Regions from separate parts of the Homo sapiens genome. Here all the other regions are linked to region 1. Evidence: chromatin loops called from intact Hi-C (ENCODE). Cell type or tissue: PC-9. All regions are shown on one strand. Region 1 has its middle 19 kb from the start of CNGA2. Region 2 holds the start of GABRQ (gamma-aminobutyric acid type A receptor subunit theta). Region 3 has its middle 9.3 kb from the start of CETN2.

The links. Hi-C counts contacts between places; a loop is a spot of excess contacts. Peaks named below come from ENCODE experiments on the same cell type or tissue, not always from the same donor. Only the 100,000 strongest peaks of a DNase experiment are listed, where the experiment ranks them.
Region 2: a loop joins it to region 1, with 14 times the contacts of the local background. A loop is called at or near these places in 86 of 110 quality-filtered maps.
Region 3: it touches region 1 in a loop (10-fold over the local background); 28 of 110 quality-filtered maps call a loop at or near these places.

The regions. Positions count from the first base shown.
Region 1 is chrX:151,751,774-151,755,773 of GRCh38, forward strand. No RefSeq gene overlaps it. Among named protein-coding and RNA genes, the nearest start is that of CNGA2, 19 kb to the left of the region's middle. In PC-9, CTCF peaks have their summits at 1,792 and 1,992; DNase peaks (open chromatin) are centred at 1,788 and 2,458; H3K4me3 peaks cover 1,167 bases; H3K27ac peaks cover 1,665 bases.
Region 2 is chrX:152,634,379-152,638,378 of GRCh38, forward strand. It overlaps GABRQ (gamma-aminobutyric acid type A receptor subunit theta), which reads left to right and starts at 3,517. Exons shown (of 9, transcript NM_018558.4): 1 at 3,517-3,973. The coding sequence starts at 3,825. MAGEA3-DT (MAGEA3 divergent transcript) reads right to left here. Exons shown (of 5, transcript XR_938525.3): 4 at 1,504-1,609. In PC-9, CTCF peaks have their summits at 1,745 (motif pointing left) and 1,945; a DNase peak (open chromatin) is centred at 1,713.
Region 3 is chrX:152,819,431-152,823,430 of GRCh38, forward strand. No RefSeq gene overlaps it. Among named protein-coding and RNA genes, the nearest start is that of CETN2, 9.3 kb to the right of the region's middle. RefSeq lists an enhancer at 1-963. In PC-9, CTCF peaks have their summits at 1,925 and 2,124; a DNase peak (open chromatin) is centred at 1,911.

The DNA.
Region 1 (4,000 bases):
GGGTGTGGACTTGGTCCCCAGGGAGCTCTGCTGAGGTAGAGCTCCCCAGTTGAACAGGGAGCTGGGGTAGGCAGGCATGGGGTACCAGCTGGCCCCAGCAGGAGGAGTGGTGTGCCATACTGGCTGTGGGTTCAGTGGCAGGTCAACTTCCCCCTGGCAGAGACTGAGCTGCCAAGAACTAAGTGATTTTGCTTCTCTCTGAGGCAGACATTTCCCTGGAAGGACAATCTAGCCCTGATTTAGGACCTGAAACCAAGCCAGTTACAGTTAGCCTGACGGGGAGGGTGATGAAGATGCCTTTCTAGATAAAATGTTTGCTAAGCCCAGGTCCAAAAGGGACTCAATGCTGTGGCTGGGACCAAGGCCACGCTTAGAGAGGGCCCGTAGGAACACTGGCCTGGGAGCCCTGTAACCTAAGCTTGGTCCTGTTCCACTCCCATTTTCTGGGGACTTGGACTATTCTATTCCTGGAAATCTGGAACATAGCACAGTAGGGTAGCTGGGGAAGAGGACAGTATCCAATAGAGCCTCTTTCCTTGGCTTCCCTAGGCTTGAGGAAGACCCTGCTCTTTCCCAGCACTGCCAGCCTAACTGCATATTCACATGACTCAAACTGGGCAGTGCTAAGGGGGCCTCAGCAAGCTTCTGTCTTGTCTTCTTTGGACAGATTTGTCCCTGGAACGTGATATTTGCCCAGGGTCTTGAAAGATGCAGAGGAGCTCGATGGGCAAGCAGGATGAGATGCCAGGTCCCACAAGCCAAGTGAGCAAGAGTGTTGAAGAGCAAGACCAATGGCCTCAGTCTGTGGCCAGGAGGGGGTTCAGTGGAGCATGAACCTAACTCTCTCCTGGGCTCTACAGATCCTGGAGTTAAAGTGATCTCAGTGGTGAACTGAACAAATTTCTTTCCCTTTTGGGTTCAGTTTCCCACTTATTTTAAGAAAGGAAGTTCGCAGGCCGTTTGCAGCCCTCCTGGGGAGTCAGAGGATAGATTCGTCTTACCTCAGCTTGTACACTTGCATCATTCAAGTTTGTCTAAGCTCAAACTTCCAGCCAGGACTTTGGAGTTGCCAGTTTCTACGGATCAATGTTTTTAATTAGATTGGGTTTCTTGTTTCTCCTTTATTGAATCGGGTAAGCAAATTAAATTGGGCAATTTGTTGTTAGGTCATTTAAGTGCCAACTGGGTTTCATAACCTGGGTTTGTGCCATATCCAAGTGCCTCCAACTTCTTCCTGGAGTGGTGGAATCAGAGGCCAGCTGGAGGTGTAGGCATCCTAGGGAACCGTAGGCGTGGGTCTCTGGCTCTTGAGGGTCTGAGTCCCTGGGGCATAGACCCACTCTCTTTGTTGGTCTAGAAAGGCAAGGTGGATGGTCACAGGGGCTCAGGACTGAAGCTGGATGGGAACAGTGGTGAGATAATAATCAGGAGTTCCCAGGGTTGCCTGTGGACAAGGCACTTCCTTGAACCCGTAGCCTCTGTTTTGTTATCTATATAACGGGTAAGGTCTCTGGAGACCCTTCTGTTCTGGCATTCTGTTGCACTCTGGCTCTGTGAAGGTGGAATCTGCTCCACCAAGATATAGCTTGTTTGCCTGGTGCTGGAGGGGGCACAGCTTTCGGGATCCGAGTCTTGGAAGGCCGACTGAAGTGGGCTGGGCAAGAGGCCTGGGTGGGGCAGCAGCCTGGGCCAGGTCTGGACAGCGCCTGGCTGACCAAGCTAAGGCTGCCTCGGGCTCCAGACAGCTCGCCCTGCTGCTGTTCCACCTCCGGCCGTAAAGAATGGTGGGGACGCTCTTGCACCGCGATTCGAGCGCACCGTTGGGCTTGCCAAGCCCTTGCTCAATCTCCACGTAGCGGGAGCTTTTTTGCACGACCTGTACTCCAGGAGTGGGAGCGCCCCAAGACCCTCTGGCGAAGAAAGAATTTGAGCAGGGCAGCTGCAGGCACAGGGCATGGCAGGAGGAAGCTCTTCAGCGCCTGCCTCAGATCTCCTCATCTCCACATCCCCCTTGGAGCCTTTGCCCTCACCCTCTCCTCTCAATGGCCACATTTGCCAACTACACGGTGCCACCCTGCAGGGTTTTTGTCGGCAACCCATTCCATCTCTTGCCCAAAGAAAGGGAGGAGGGTTGAGCTGTAGGCCATTCACCTCTGGGACCTGTTCTGAGAGAGGGTAAGGCTGGGACTGCTAGGCCACCTTCCTGGCTCCTGGAGATACAAGAGTGAGGAGGCAGGTCTGCAGACAGGCTGCCCAAACCTGTTGAATTCAGGGAGGTAGTGACAAGATGTGACAGGCGAACAGGGACAATGGCTGGAGGGCTCCAGCAGGGGCTAGGGACAGGTATTCAGGGCATCGGGCTTGGTAAATAACATTAACAAGGCAGCAACTTGAGCAGGCAAATTGGTAATGCAGACAGGGCTCCGTGACTGTGCTGGCTGGCTGCCTGTGAGTCACCTCTGTGGATCGATTTAATTGCTGAGCACTTGGATATGCAATGTGCTTAGAGAGGCTGAGTTGAAGCCCCGCCTCAAAACCAGTGCAACAATTTGGGTGTACTACCAGTGGCCCAGGAGCATTGCTTCCTCAGGCCAGGCCCGGAAGCCTTAGCTCATGTCTCTCCCCTTTTCTCTCTCTTTTGTAAGCACTGGGTCCCTCAGGTTTCAAGGTGAAACAGACTTCTTTTCTAAAGCCACCCTGATCTGGGGGGTCTCTAGAGATCTCCCCAGCCCCATTCAATCAAGTCACCTCTTGTTGCTTGATTGCATTGTCTCTGTCCAGTGCCTGACCCAGAGTAGATGCCAACAAATATTTTTAAAAGAATGGGAAAACCAGTGTATTTCTTGATTTTTTTCAGGTGCTTGCTGTTTTCTATTATGCCTATGAAATAAAAATACAGCCCTTTAGGAAACAATGTTGTGTCCGGTGTGTCCATAGCATAGCAGACGTTTCAGAGAATAGACCAGTTTTGTGCAGATGTGGACTGAGGGCTAGGTGGGGGAGTAAAGAATCTGAGAAACAGGAACTCTGCCAGCATCTCATTTTACAGGCACGGTCTTGTTCTTCCTTTTCTGCTCTGACCATGTGGAACAGAAAACAGTTTTCCTTGGCTCAAAGACAAGGCAGGCGAGGCAGTGACTGTGCGTAAACGTGCCGAGAGCTAACTGTACCTGTTATGGAACAGTTTCAGGTACTGTGTGCAGAAAGGAGTGGAGTGTGCGGTTCAAAACACCGGCTGCTGTGGTCATGCCAACCCAAAGTTGCTCCTGAACCTCAAAGTGATAGCATCCCCAGACTGAGCCACTGTGGGCCGGAAACCCAGGTTTCTGGTGGGTTGTTTACCCAATTGCGGAGATAACATCATAGCCAGATGGAGTAAGTCCTGATTGGTGACATTTGAGGATTTTGAGATGGAGCTGGCTAAAACTTGATTTTTCTATTTTCAAATCTTGTCATGTATTGAATCGTTTTCGAATGGCATGAAAATCTTATTTAGTGGTTAATATCTGCCCATTATTTTAAGAGTAGTTTTCATAACCAGTGACCATCACTAGATCAGGGCCACTAGTAAATCACTAGTACTTTGAATTACTGGCCCTACAAAGCCACAGCTTGGAGTTGGAAGCAGCTTTTCTCTGCTACTCAAAGGGGTGGTGACTGTACTGAGTGGCCAGCTTTGAGATTACTGCCATACACACTCCTGGGTTCTACCTGGCTTCCGCTCTGGGGATTCAACCTAGACCTAGGGCTGGGCCGAGACCTCCGCCTCCCCCATTGTGGGATTGAGGGGCGTGGAGGTGAGGTAAGGCTGTGGCCAGCTCTGAATGGAGAAAGGAATAAGAAAGGAAGGAGAGAGGGAGAGAAGGAAGGCAAGAAGAAGGGAAAGAGGAAAGAAGAAAGGAGGGGAGGAAATAAGGGAGGAAGAGAAGAAGAAAAGAAGAGAGTGAGGGAGATATCTGGGACCCTATCCTGGCAACTTATGGCGGCAGAGTGATGACAG
Region 2 (4,000 bases), 880 kb after region 1:
CAGAACTCTGGGCAATTTCTTATAACCTATCTTCCAATTCAATAATTCTCTTTTTAGTTGTGTTTAGCCTTCTCTTAAACCCATCCATTAAATTCTCAAGTTTCATTGTTATAGTCTTTAGTATAACTACACTAGTTATAGTTTAGTTTTTCACCTTGATTTTTTTCAAAATAGCTCTATTAGTCTTTATGATTTTCTGTTCCTTACAGATATTTTCAAACTTATTTTTAATTTTTTGGAATAAAGTGAACCATAGTTATTGTAGTCTTTGTCACGTAACTCTGATACGTGAAGTCTTTGAGAGTTTGTTTTTGTTGTCTACTGGCTGTCATGGTCTATGTGTTTCCTTTTATGCCAAGTTATCTTTGACTATACGCTGACATATTTTTGAAAAATTATTGTACAAATGATTCTAGGCCCAATATGATAATACCTTCCAGCAGAGTCTTTTCATTTGCTGGGGTATTTTCAAATGCCTGAGGATACTACTTGTCCAAGGCCACTTTAATCCAAGATCAGGGCTTTAGGTTCCTTGGACTGCCCATATGATGAGTATCTAGGTTTACAAGACCACACAAGGGCTGGTTACTTATAGGTCACCATTAACCCAAAGGGGTAGCCACTCAGGGTCTCAGCTGAGAGTGACAAGAATGCTAATCAAATCCGCTACTTCCTTGGGCCTTGAGCTTTCACTTTTTTCCTTATGATGCCACCAAAACTGCAGCTCAATTTCATAACTCTCTTCCAGATTCAGTAGAAGCCATCAGGACAAAAGAGGATTCTAGTGCTGGGCTTTCCCCCCTGGGTTCTTGTCTTCTTCCGGATTTTAGCCTCAGTATCTCTCAGTTCTTTATGACAATTATTTCTTTCTACATTCAGCCAGTTTGTTTCATTGTCCTCACTGGAACAGCTAGTCCAAGTTACCTAGCTGGCCATTACCAGAAGGAGATGTGTGCTCTTCTTGCCCCCAGTCCCTCTCCCTCCCAGTTTTTCCTTCAGTGCGAAGGTGCCACTCTGATTGTATCATTCCCTTGCACAAATCCTTCAGAAGATTACTGTTGACTCTAAAATAAAATACAATTTTTTATTTTAGAAAATTAGGACCCAGATTCTTTCTCTTGCCTCATTCATTACACAAGAATTTATTGTACACTGAGTGTGTGTTGCTTACAAAGTCAGGTTCTGCCTAATCTCTCACCTCTTACCTATCTCACCTGTTGTCTTACCTCCAAACTTACTCTACCCTTTAGCCAAACTGGAATATTCACTGTCGTGTGCAGAGCTGGGTCAGAACACAGATGGGCTAACTTCCAGATGAGTGTTCTTTGTCCTACACCATTATCCCATATTCAGGTTTAAGCTTATTCAATCTAGATCTTTATGGATATTATAATAAATTAACTAGGCAAACGCTCAATAAGTACAAATTATAATGGCATTTTTGTATTTCTTGTATTTTGGCTATCCTTTTCTTGTGAGTCAGAAATTTCAATGAAGCATTACCTCTAGGGAGACCCGAAGTAGGGGAGGGCCTTCTGGGATGTAAGTTCTGGAAGAGAATTCATCGTTGCCGTCAACTTTTTGTCAATCTTCATAGTCACAAGGGTACCTAAGAACAAAATTTCAGGCTTCAGGCTTGTTTCCCCTAACAAATGAGCGACCAGACCAATTGCCTGTGGAATTTGATTCCTCAGTGCTGGGAACATCCCACATTCAAACAAATCTGCTCCCACCTGCTGGTGGTTGCTAGAACTTCCAGTCAAAGCTGACTTAGACTGAAAACGCACTCTTCTCGAAGTAAGCAGACCTGGAAATGTGGTTTTTAGTTTTGGCCTCTGCTACTGTGTGACCTTGGGCCAATCCCTTTTTCTTCTCTGGGCTTCAGTTTCCCTACATTACAACCGAGGTGGCTGGACAAAATGCCCCGGAATGGCTCTAACATTTTTGGCAAACAAGGATTTTCTCTACAAGGACGTCTGTGTGACCAGAGGTGATGGGACAGGACTGGTAGCAGTAGAGGTGGGTTTAATCTGCTCTCATATGTGATCCTGACAAATGGGTCCCATCATCCTTTTTTCTTACTGCAATGGCCAGGGAAAGAGGGGAGATGGGAAAGAAAGGTGTGAGGGTGTTCTGCTCATTAAAAGAAGGCAGGAAACTATGAGAGACATTTTTCATAAAAGTATGGTTCTAAAATGATTTTAAAGGGGGAGTGGTAAAAGAGTTAAACCCTCAGCTGTGCAAAACTGCTTGGCCTACCAGGTAAGTCATGCTTTGCTGGGCACCAGCAATCTCAACTCATTTCATCAAATACTGAGGGGAAAAAAAGGGGGAGATGTTGTGTTTCTCAGTGAATGTTCTAGGTAACCAAAAGTAAACCTGAAATCCGTTTTGATTTCAACTCTTCTCAATGGTGTGATGTGGGAGGTGGCATGCCGGTGAACATGGCAGCTCTGTTTGTTGATTACCCATTTGCCCTATGGGCTCTGGTGAGGCCACTTTCTAAGCTTTCTGAACTTGCTTTGTCATGGGATAGGAAGGACATAGGAAATTGGGTGGAGGCATTTCTTATCCTCCACGATTTTTCTGTCCCATAGGGGCAGAGTCTGAGGTAGTGGAAAGAATAAGAGCCCTCTAGTCAAGATGTCAGGCTTTTCCATATGATGGGGTCAGAACCCAGGAACATTGGCATACCCTGGTCTCCAGTGCCTAACTCCCTTGAACACCCCAAACACTGACCTTGGCCTTTTTTTCCCCTTCTATGGTGTCAGCCATGAACCTTCATTCTGCATCCCCTGGCTGATGAGACACAACCACATCTCAGAGAGACCCCAGTTGGTGAGCCCTTCCAGTTCCTTGAGTCTTTTTCCTGAGTACCCAAAGTTGGGGTGAAGAGCACTCTAGGAAATTTAAGTCTTAAGCAACTCTTGGGCTCCTGTAGCCCAATGTCCATCCTGAGGGAGGAGCAGTCCTGCTGTGGCCAGAGCCCTGTAACAAAACCCATTAGGATCCTCCTTGACCTTATCCAGAGACAAGGCACGCGGGGTTACTGGAGGCTCAAGGGTACGGAGTCACCAGCCGTTGGGTACCTCCTGACGCCCAAAATTGTCCAAGTCTTTCAGAATGCAGATTCAGCCATGGCGGTCAAATTACCACACTCCCTTCACCATCAAATACAACTCTCGGGCACAGGCCCTTTCTTCCAAGAAAAACACACATTTCGCATTTTGCAGAGAAGAGACAGGACCCAGTGCCCCTTGAGGCGGATTCCTGGCCCAGCCCCCAAGGAGCCAGCCCTCCTCCCCCTCCCCCAGCCCGGCCCCGCCCTGCCTGTGTCTGGAGATGGCCGGGGGATGACTGCAGAAGCCTGAAGGGGCGGGGGCCGGGCGGCGCGCAGGCTACGGGCGGAGGCAGGAGCGCGCGCCTTTTTGTGCGGCTCCTGGCAGCTGTCCGATTGGCTGGGCCTGCGATGCCGTCGGAGTGGGCGGAGCCAGCAGCGAGCTGGGATCTGTGCCCAGTCGCAGCCAGGAGCGGCCGCAGACGGAGCGCACCTCGCAGCTGCCGGGCGGGCCCTGGGGGGAGCTGCGTCCAGCAGAGCTGCTGGGTGGTTGCTCCTCCCGGGCTCTCATCTCCGGTATCCGGGCCGACCCCCGCACCCCCTACTTCCCTTGCCCTCGCTGCTCTCTCCTTAGAGGCGACTCTTTGGGGAAGGGCCAGCAATCCCGCCTTCCCCGGCCCCAGTAGTCACCCACTCTCCCACCCCACCTCTGTTCCTTTTCGCGGCCCCGTCTCCCGCGCCCTCAGGCGCCCAGAACGCCCCGGCCATGGGCATCCGAGGCATGCTGCGAGCCGCAGTGATCCTGCTGCTCATCAGGACCTGGCTCGCGGAGGGCAACTACCCCAGTCCCATCCCGAAATTCCACTTCGAGTTCTCCTCTGCTGTGCCCGAAGTCGTCCTGAACCTCTTCAACTGGTAAGCGGGCACCGCCAGGCTAGGCAC
Region 3 (4,000 bases), 1.1 Mb after region 1:
TAATGATGTAACTCCTTAACCCTAGAGTTGAAGATTGCAGCCAAATTCTTAGTGTATTCATTCAACAAATATGTATTGATTGACTGTCATGTAGCTTATTTAATCCTCACAACTGCCCTTGAAGTAGATTATATTAATACCACCCTCACTCTTGACAGATGAAACAAACGAGGTACTGGGGCTTTGGGTAACTTGCTACAGGTCACTCATTTTGCACTAGTCACTAGTAGGAGCAGAGCCAGTGGTGGAACCCCAGAAATTCAGCTTTAGAGACATTTTACTGCTACCCCACGATGCCTCTTACGAGGTTGGCATCTGTCTTTCAGATAGCCCCGTTCACCCTGAAAACATGTCTCTTAGACTACATATAGTAGGTTAGACATGAAAATCCCACCACCAACGACATCCGGAGGCTCTGTCACCCTGCCTCTGCTTATTCATCGTTCCCATGGTTTGCTGACTCAGTTTTAATCATTGGTTTACCTTCTGGATCTATTTGTATGAGGGATTGCACAAATATTTCCCCACATCCAACATCTCGCAAGGAGATGGACTCACGTGCATGTTCAAGTTCAGTCTCCAAGTTGAGAAGAAAGCTTTCTGGTAGCAATGCTGCACACACCCAGGGGCTCATGGATCTCTCAGGAGAGGCCACATCCAGTGTCCATGAAGTCATGAGTTCTGCAGCATAGATTCCAAGTTCAGCTTTTGTTTCATCAACATTACTGTGTGCACTTCTGGTTGAGACACTTAGGGGAACAGAGAAAGTTCTTCAGTAAAAGAGAGGATGTATGAGCTTCCTGTGGCTTCTGTAACAAAGTACCCATGGACTGAGGAGTTAAACAACACAACTACATGGTCTTGCAGTTCTGGAGGCTGGAAGTCAAAGATCAAGATGTCAGCAGGGTGAGCTCCTTCTGAGGGCTGTGAAGAAAGGATGTGTTCCAGGCCTCTCTCCTTGGCATGAAGATGACTGTCTTTGCCCTGTGTCCCTTCACATCATCTTCCCTCTACACGTGTCTGTGTCTCTGTCCAAATTTCTCCTTTTATAAGGAAATAAATACTGTAAATATATATATATTTTGCACTATAATACTGGAAATATTTATATATTCCTAGTGTTTATTTATATATGTATATTCCCAGTATTCATATATGTATATATTTCCAGTATTTATTTATATATTTATTTGATATAAGGAAATACTGGTTGTATTGGATTAAGGCCTACTGTTGTAAACTCACTCTAACTTGATTACCTCCACAAATACCCTACCCCCAAATAAGTTCACCTTCTGACGTCCTAGCAGTTAAGACACCAACATATGAATTTTAGAGGTCACAATTCAACTCATAACAAGGGATAATGGTCAGGAAGAAAAAGAGCCACAGAATGCTAGACATTTTTAATGAGTTAATAAATCCTTGCTATAGGATCAACAAACTTAGTAAGTTAATAAACCTGATGATGGATGGATGGAGCATTGTACCAGGCACAAAGCCCGGCTATGATGACATCAAAGGCACCCTGCTCTCTTCTGTTGAGAAGTGTTCAAAGTAGTTAGGGAGTCTCAATGAGCCCATGTAGCAGGTAAGCAATCTTGATCGCTCACACTCAAAAATGCAAATGTATCATTTTGTTCACTTATAGCTAGACTTAATAGGGTATCCATTCAAATGACCTGTCATTCCATCAGTGCCCACACCTGGTGACTTTTTCCAAGGGGTCCACAGCCCCACCAGGATTCTCCCCACTGTGGCATTATCTCCATCACACCCCAAGGCTAGATGAGACCACAGCCCTCCAAGGCTAAATGAGACCACAGCCCTCTTGGGGCACTAGGAAGATCCAGCTTAAACCACTGCTGAATTCAAGGTAATTTAGTGGCACTGCCTCAGAACCTCTCTGTCCTGGCACCCCACCTAGTGGCAAGGGACATATCTGCAAGACTGCTGTCTTCCAGAATTCCAGCTGGGACGCAGTCCTCTATTTGAAAACAAGTTTTCTGGAAGGAGGGAGCTCTGAGGAGGAGTTTCACAAGGAGAAGAACACAGATTTGGGATAAGATGGGGGGACAATATTTCAGTAGGGACAATGACAGAGACATGAGTACATATATATATAGCAACTAACTTTATATGAAGGGAAACACACATAGACATGTATTAAGGACACGGTGTCCAAGTCAGAGGGAAAAAGAAAAACAGGCTAATTAATGAGCAGCCATCATCTGTGGCAAAGAGGCATCAGGCTCTACGCTAGCCTTTGTTTGCTGTCTTTGACCTCTCTGCACCTTTGTTTTCTAGATGAGCAAACTGAGGCTTGAGGGGGTTGAATCCTTTCCCCCAAAACCACAGCTGCTGGGTTGAAGAGTTGGGATTTTAACCAGGGGCGGCTGAATCAAAAGGCTAGGTCTCTTCCCTGAGCAAAATAATGGCATGACAAAGACAGTACTGCAGATTGTCTTGGGAAAAGACAGGACAGGGAAATCAGCTAGGAGGACATTTCAGCAATCTGAATTTGAGTTGAGGTGGTGGCTTCAGAAATGAAAAAGAAAGGGGTGGATGAGTGTGAATACTGTAGGGAAAGTCTGGGTGACATATAAGGCAAAGACAAAAAAGAAAATGAAAATGACATCAATCCTCTAAACCACTGCATCAGAAAGATAAAGGCAAACGGTGGTGGTTAAGGAGAGGCTTGGAAGACCAGATGACTGGGAGGCTGCAGGGAAAAGCTAGAAATGAGGGTAACTTTAGCTCCAGATACAGCAAGTGCTGATGGCGATGTTCTTTGAAATGGGTCCACAAACCCACATAAGAATTTGGAGGGCTACTGACAGAGATTTGGGTCAGCAAATGGGTCCGATATGTCCGAGCATGGCACACAAGGATGATGTCTCAGCTTCACAGCTGCAGCTGATGCAGAGGCACTATTTTTGCTACAACTGAAGATGTGGCCATTCCAGCGGCTTCCAGCATGTAGGACGATGAACTAAGCAGGTCATGAGACATGGAGTGGAGAAAGGAGCAACCTGCTGTAAGATACTTCTCACTAATGGTGATGGAGGAGCTAGCTCAAAAAGGGGTAGCTTCTGCACTGTGCAGGAACTTGACACCATCTGGACAGCAAGCCGGTCCAGTCCAACTGAAGGGTGACTAAGTGTATAGTGGGCTGCCTACTGGCCTAGAGTAGTGACTAAGTTGCAATTCTCGTTAAACTGTTGTTTTGAGTGTATTACTTCCTTCTAGCATATTGTCAAAATTCTAGTATTCAAAGGTGTGACAAAAACATAAAATAAAGTTGAGCAGCCCTGGAATACAGTTATCCTTGACAGCAGGAGTCCCTCAAGGGAAGAGCTGCTCTAAGATCAAGTTTTGAGGTTGGCCCAATGACAGTCAGACATCCTGGCACTTGAGGTTGCATTTGAAAGGTCAGCATTCTCAAAAGCCAGATTGAACTTTAAGGAAATTTCCCCCAGTGGATGGTAGGGAGCCACGTGGTCCCTGAGACACCTGGGTCTAACCTCACAGTCTAACTCCTAGGCTTCCTAAAGAGGTGGTTAAACAAGAAAAGTGGTAAAAAATGTGTTCTTTCTTCTCTTCCCGGTCATCATAGAACTTAAAAAAATCTCAGTCCCAGCAGCTGTTCCATGTCTTACAGAGACAGAAACTGAACCACCTCCTTTCTTAAATCATTTCGTTATATCAGGCTTGAGCATGTCTACCAACAAATTCTGCTGTTCACAGTAGTTCTAACACTTGGAAGCAAAGAAAAGACGAATCTGCTGGACAGGTTTTTCAAGGAAATTTAGCACAACCCTAAGTTATTAAGGAGGCCCACAAGACCAAACACAAACTGACTATTCTCCCTCTCCGTCCCCCTACCCTTCCTCCCCTCCGGCTCTCTGGTCCATCCTCAGGGAACTGGCCTGCATTCCCTAGCCCTCTCCACCATCCCGCCAGATCTCTCTAGTCCAACCCCATATCAACTGACCTCTGC